Regions from separate parts of the Mus musculus genome. Here region 2 is linked to region 1. A link is a contact called in ENCODE Hi-C or POLR2A ChIA-PET data. All regions are on one chromosome and are shown on one strand. The core of a region is the stretch at or near the end of the contact, and the rest is flanking DNA. Distances in the headings are between cores, read along the strand shown. Region 1 holds the start of Sppl2a (signal peptide peptidase like 2A). Region 2 overlaps Sppl2a (signal peptide peptidase like 2A).

Evidence for each region. A loop is a pair of places that touch in the nucleus more often than their neighbours do. ChIA-PET counts read pairs that join two places held with the same protein, here RNA polymerase II (POLR2A).
Region 2: a loop to region 1 is called in a map of gastrocnemius, with 2.0 times the contacts of the local background. The contact joins the enhancer-like site here to the promoter of Sppl2a in region 1. A Hi-C loop is called at or near these places in 1 of 37 maps with a recorded cell type or tissue (gastrocnemius). POLR2A ChIA-PET finds 5 or more read pairs at or near these places in 1 of 5 experiments (Patski).

Annotation. Positions count from the first base shown.
Region 1 is chr2:126,931,957-126,934,501 of GRCm38, reverse strand. It overlaps Sppl2a (signal peptide peptidase like 2A), which reads left to right and starts at 1,267. Exons shown (of 15, transcript NM_023220.2): 1 at 1,267-1,555. The coding sequence starts at 1,490.
Region 2 is chr2:126,896,371-126,898,915 of GRCm38, reverse strand. All of the region lies in intron 14 of Sppl2a (signal peptide peptidase like 2A), which reads left to right. Among named protein-coding and RNA genes, the nearest start is that of Mir3473g, 4.7 kb to the left of the region's middle. Within about 2 kb of position 1,280, at least 1 of the 3 ENCODE cell types and tissues checked has a DNase peak (open chromatin) inside an H3K27ac peak, as active enhancers do.

The sequences.
Region 1 (2,545 bases), core at 18-2,517:
AGAAGGATTCTAAAAGTGGCTGAGAGTAAATGCAACAATGCTTGACAGGCAGTTTCTGTCTAGGGGGTTCTTACAGCTGGTAGGGTTACAAATAGATTGAAACTGGACCAGAGGGGGAAGCCAGGGGACAGACAACTACAGAAAAAACCCACGCAGAACTGTGGGAGAGCTTCCTTCAGGAATTCCCCCAGGAAGATGCCAATGAGGAAGTCTCAAGTTCCAAGCTGTGCAACTATTTCACCCTCTGCCTCTTCTCACTCTCCCCCTCTCCTAACTTCAGCCAAGGTCCAGTTCTGTAGTTCTGTAGTTCTGTAGTTGCCTCCCTTGGCTTTCAGACTAATGCTTCCTTCCTCTTTGCCTAGCTGAAATTAACTTGCACAGAAGGTAATAGTCAGTTATACTCAGCTAGGGCTGGTGTTTTTTTTTTTTTTTTTTTTTTTTTTTTCTCTTCCTGGTGCCCTATTTTTACCTCCCTTGGATCCTTGTGGAGTTCCTTGTGAAAGGTTGCTTTGTAACAGTGTTTGCTCACACATCTGTAGTCCTTGCTGTGTCCCTCCTTTAGGATAACAGGAACACTGTCCTATTCAGTGTTTGGTATTAAATAGTCATCCAACAAATATTTGACAACCTAGTATACACTGGATATTCTGTGTGTAAGGACACAGCAGTCAACAGAGCAAAGAGGGATCCTTCCATTAACTGGATAGCAGCATGGGAGATACATAGATGAGTATAAGAAAATGGGGGGAGGGACCCCCAAAACCTCAGGCATGGTGACTTATGCCTATGATACAGGAAGATCTCTGAGTTCTAGGCCATCATCTTCAAAGTGAGTTCAGTACTAGTCGAGGATGTTTCCAAAGAAAGCAAGAACAACAACAGCAATAAATAAATAAATAAATAAATAACAAAAAGAAAAAAAAAGCTATGAAGGTTACAAATAAATCATAGCATGAAAGTGAATTAAGGGGTACTTAAGATGAAGTGTACTAGGAAACCCTCTTTAGGGAGGAAGTGTTAAGTAAGTGATAAGGGAACACCAAGAGTGTATTCCCCAGAGACTGCCCGCCTGGAGGGTCTGTGGATCTTAACGGGTGGGAAAGTAGAGAAACCAAGGACAGAGAAAACAGGGTGAGGTGACGTAAACTTAGCAGCAGAGGAAGAGTTTTGATTTGTGCTGCCAAGTGTGGAGAGGAGCCTCGTCTGGGTTCCGTATTTACGAAGATCGCCCCGAGGCTACGTGGCAGAGGCCAGAAAGGAAACTGAAACCCGAAGCTCCAGTGGCTTGGAATGGGCGGCGGCCGCAGTTAGGGGGAACCGAACGAGAACCCAGGATTTACGCAGCTAAAACGGCTCTGCCAGGAGCTGACAGTACCCACAGAGTCCCGGCCTAGCGTTTCGCGGGAGGGACCGGAAGAGGAAGTCGGGGCTGCACCCTAGAGGTCCGGGTGCCGCCAGCGCAGCCTGAGCCTAGCTGCCCGCCCGTGGGATGGGGCTGCTGCACTCGCTGCACGCTCCCGCGGCTGCCCTGCTCTGGAGCTGCCTGCTCGGACTGGTGAGAGCCGCACTCCCCTCCCCTCCCCTCCGCTTTTCCCTCCCCTTCCTCCCGCTTCCTCCCCCTCCCCCTCCATCCCTTCCTTTCCCTCTAACCTCCTCCGGATTTCCCTCATCCCTCCTCCTTCCCTACCTCCCCCTTCCTCTCCTTCTACCCTGGCTTCCCATTCTCCCACTGCCCGGGCCCGGTTAACTGCCTTCGTCCTTGAGTCCCAGCATTCCTCACCCGCCCCCAGCCCCCGAAATCCAGCGAAATGCCCAACCCCTGGGAGAAACCCGCGGGCGGGGGTAGGAGTGGGTGGGGAGCTTCCTCCTCCTTGGTCCTGGAGCCCTCTCTATAATTTTTCACTGTGCTGGCATCTTTTCTTCTTAATTCAAAGAATTCACTTCTGTGCTTCTCTGTGTAGCCCAATCTTACTGCTGCCTTTTGCCTAGAAAAAGGCGGATGGAGGGGCCGGTGTGAACAGGGTTCCAGGTGTTAGCGTTCTGGCCTGCTCTTTTGTTGACTGCGCTCACATACATTTCTCTCTATAGCCATATGAATATCTATATACTTTCCTTTCACTCCCAGATAGTGCCTTCTATGTAAGGTACATGTGATTATACTATGGGATTTGTATTATGCTTTTGTTTTCATATAGGTATACTTTAAAATACCTTTAAAGGGGAAATGAGAGGTTTGAATAGTTTGACGTCTAAAAGGGTCAAAGTCTGGTTGAGAAAAAAATAACAAATATGCGCTCACATACCCATATTTGCTGAAATAATGTTTTAAAATTCGGGATCAAAGTAATTTGAGCTCCAATGTGTGACCAAGAAGCTAACTCTCAGTGTTTTAGATTTTGTTTCTGTTCACTTTCTTTTCTGACATTTGATGTTGGGAAATTTGTATCGGTATTGTTTGCACACTGTTGTGTAAACTGTGTATGTAGTTATTACTTAAAAACCATCACTTCTCTGAAAGACTGCTTTGTCACTCTGGGCTTGAAAA
Region 2 (2,545 bases), core at 31-2,530, 36 kb after region 1:
CGTTTTGAAATAAACATAAAGGAAGTAAAATAAAACAGAATCTATTAATAATACTAATAATTTGATTCATTGTAATGTCAGATATCTGTTTTGAGTACAAGGATAGTGATAGAAGTTAAAACATCTCTAATCCAAAATTCAAAATGCTCTAAGATCTGAGATTCAGAGGTATGGTGATTTGAATGCGAATGGCCCTCATAGGTCAGCATGCTTAAATGCTTGCCTGACAATTGGTTGAACTGTTTGGGAAGGACTAGGAGGTGTGGCTTTGCTGGGGTGGGTGTCATTGGTGGCAGGCTCTGGTGGGGCCCATTCCCAGTTAGCTCTTCTTCTGCCTCCTTCCTGTGGCTCAGCTGTGAGCGCTCGGGTGTCCCTGCTGCCGTACTTTCCTCTGACATCATGAACTTTGGCTCTGGGTATAAGCTGTATGCGAAATATAAGTTAATTTCATGTTTGGATCCATTCTATCCTCAAAATATCTCTTTATGAATAGGCAAACATACCAAAAATTTCAAAATCTGAAACACTTTCAGTCCCAAGTATTTTGGATAAGAGAATCTTAACTTGTAGTGTAGAACTTTCCACTGGAGACTTGCTCCAGGGCGTGGTGGGAGCAGGTGTCCCGGGATTGAACCTGGGGCCTCACACATGCCAAGCAAGCTCTGTACATCCAGCTGTGCCCTTTTTAATGGCAGTGGTGGCATGATTGCATTAGGTTCAGTCGTCATCACGTAAGTGCTATAATACTTGCCTTGGAATCTTTCACCCCCTCTGTAAATTTCTCACGAATAGAAGATGGATTTTTCTACAATTGCATTAAAATAATATCATTTTAGAAAAATTAGTTACGGATTCTTTTGTGTAGCTTCAAGGCCAGCCAGTTTTCTGGATACTTCTAAAGCTACAGTACTCAGTTCCACTTATTTGACTTTACCTGAAGCCAGAGTTCTAATTAATGTAGAGTTAATCAATGACTTTTTTCCCCTAGAGAGCGTAACGGTTTGGGGAGAGTGGTATTTTGTGTTTCTACTAGTAAATCCAATGCAGTGAGGTTCATGCAGTCGCTTGAACGGGCTGTTTACTCTAATGGGTAGCAGGCGCTCAGCTTGTTGGCATCCAGTGAACAGTGTGTGCTAATGTCACTAGTACTTGTAATTATTTTTAGAAGTCACAAGCTTTGAGTCACGAGTTGGGGTTCAAAGCTACTTAAACTGACTGAGGACCGAGAACTTGTTACTCGGGTTGGTTTATTAGACAGCTTTCGGCAATCAGCTCCAAGCAAGCGGAGCTTCAGCTGCCTGGTTAGCTGATCCCTTCAAAGGACAGCTTACAGATGTGGAATACCAATTCTGCCAGTGAATTTTTTGGGGCTGTGTTGATGTATTGAGTTTTACGTTCTTGACCCTCGAGTCTGCTCTGTGCACCGCTGTGGTGTGTTTACTGAAAGCTTGGAGACTAGGGAGTAGCAGCGCTAACTTTTCAGTTAGTAGACCTTGAAATTGTCTTGTTGTTGTTCGCTTTGGTTTTGTTTTGCTTTGTTTTGGGGACACAGGTGAGTGTCTCACTGCATAGTCCGGGCTGGCTGAGGTTCAGATTCCCCCTGCCTCAACTTCCTGCATGCCAGGATTATAGCCCGGTACTCCCAGGACTGGTTAATTAATATATCTATATTTAGGGCTGGGATTATAGTGCCCAGTGTGATACCTAAGAATTAGGAAAACCGAAGCCTGTTATAACGCTGGGCACATAGCTCTTACTGTTCAGGGCGGTTGCCAGGGTACAAAGATCACAGAGAAGGAAAGCAGTGTGTCTACCCCACCCGCTATGGTCCCTTCTATGCTACCATGGGTCTCCTCACACCTCTGGCCTTTTGTCAGAAAAACGGGCCCTAACTACTTATCTATATGTCCATGTCTATAACTTTAAGTGTGACTAAAATATTCCACAGCTTCACCCTATGTCTCATGTTGTAGAATGCTTAATACTACCTGCCATGATCAGCTTTTGTCTGTTTTTAAGTGCCTTGAAGTTTATTGTGTATTTTTATGTTGTCAGAAAAGGAATTCAGGGCTCCCACATGCTAAGTATTCCTTTAAATTTTTTTCTCCTATAACTGTTATGAACAGTTTATTAACTGCTTTAACCTAGGTGTTATCTGTGGTAGATAAAGGACCAAATAAATGACCAGGGCCTTTATAACTGTGGTTGCTGACAGGTGGGCTTTACTGAAAGTGTCCCCATTGGTTGAGGCACCTGTCACCTGAAAGCCTCAACTCAGAGGCACCCCTGTCTGGCAAGTCCAGAAATCTATATGGAACAATCTCTTCTTAAAAAACAAAACCCAAACGTATTTAGGAAAAAAAAATAGGGACATTTGTATTGCTGGACTTTCCATCTTCTGATTCACAATAACAAAGAAAGGAGAAAATATATATTGATACTGAAATCTAATCATGTATTGGTCTGAAAGTCTTTGACAACCTTTACAAAGATATTACATTTTTCCATTTTAACACAGTTTTATCTGAAGACGAGGATAAAAATA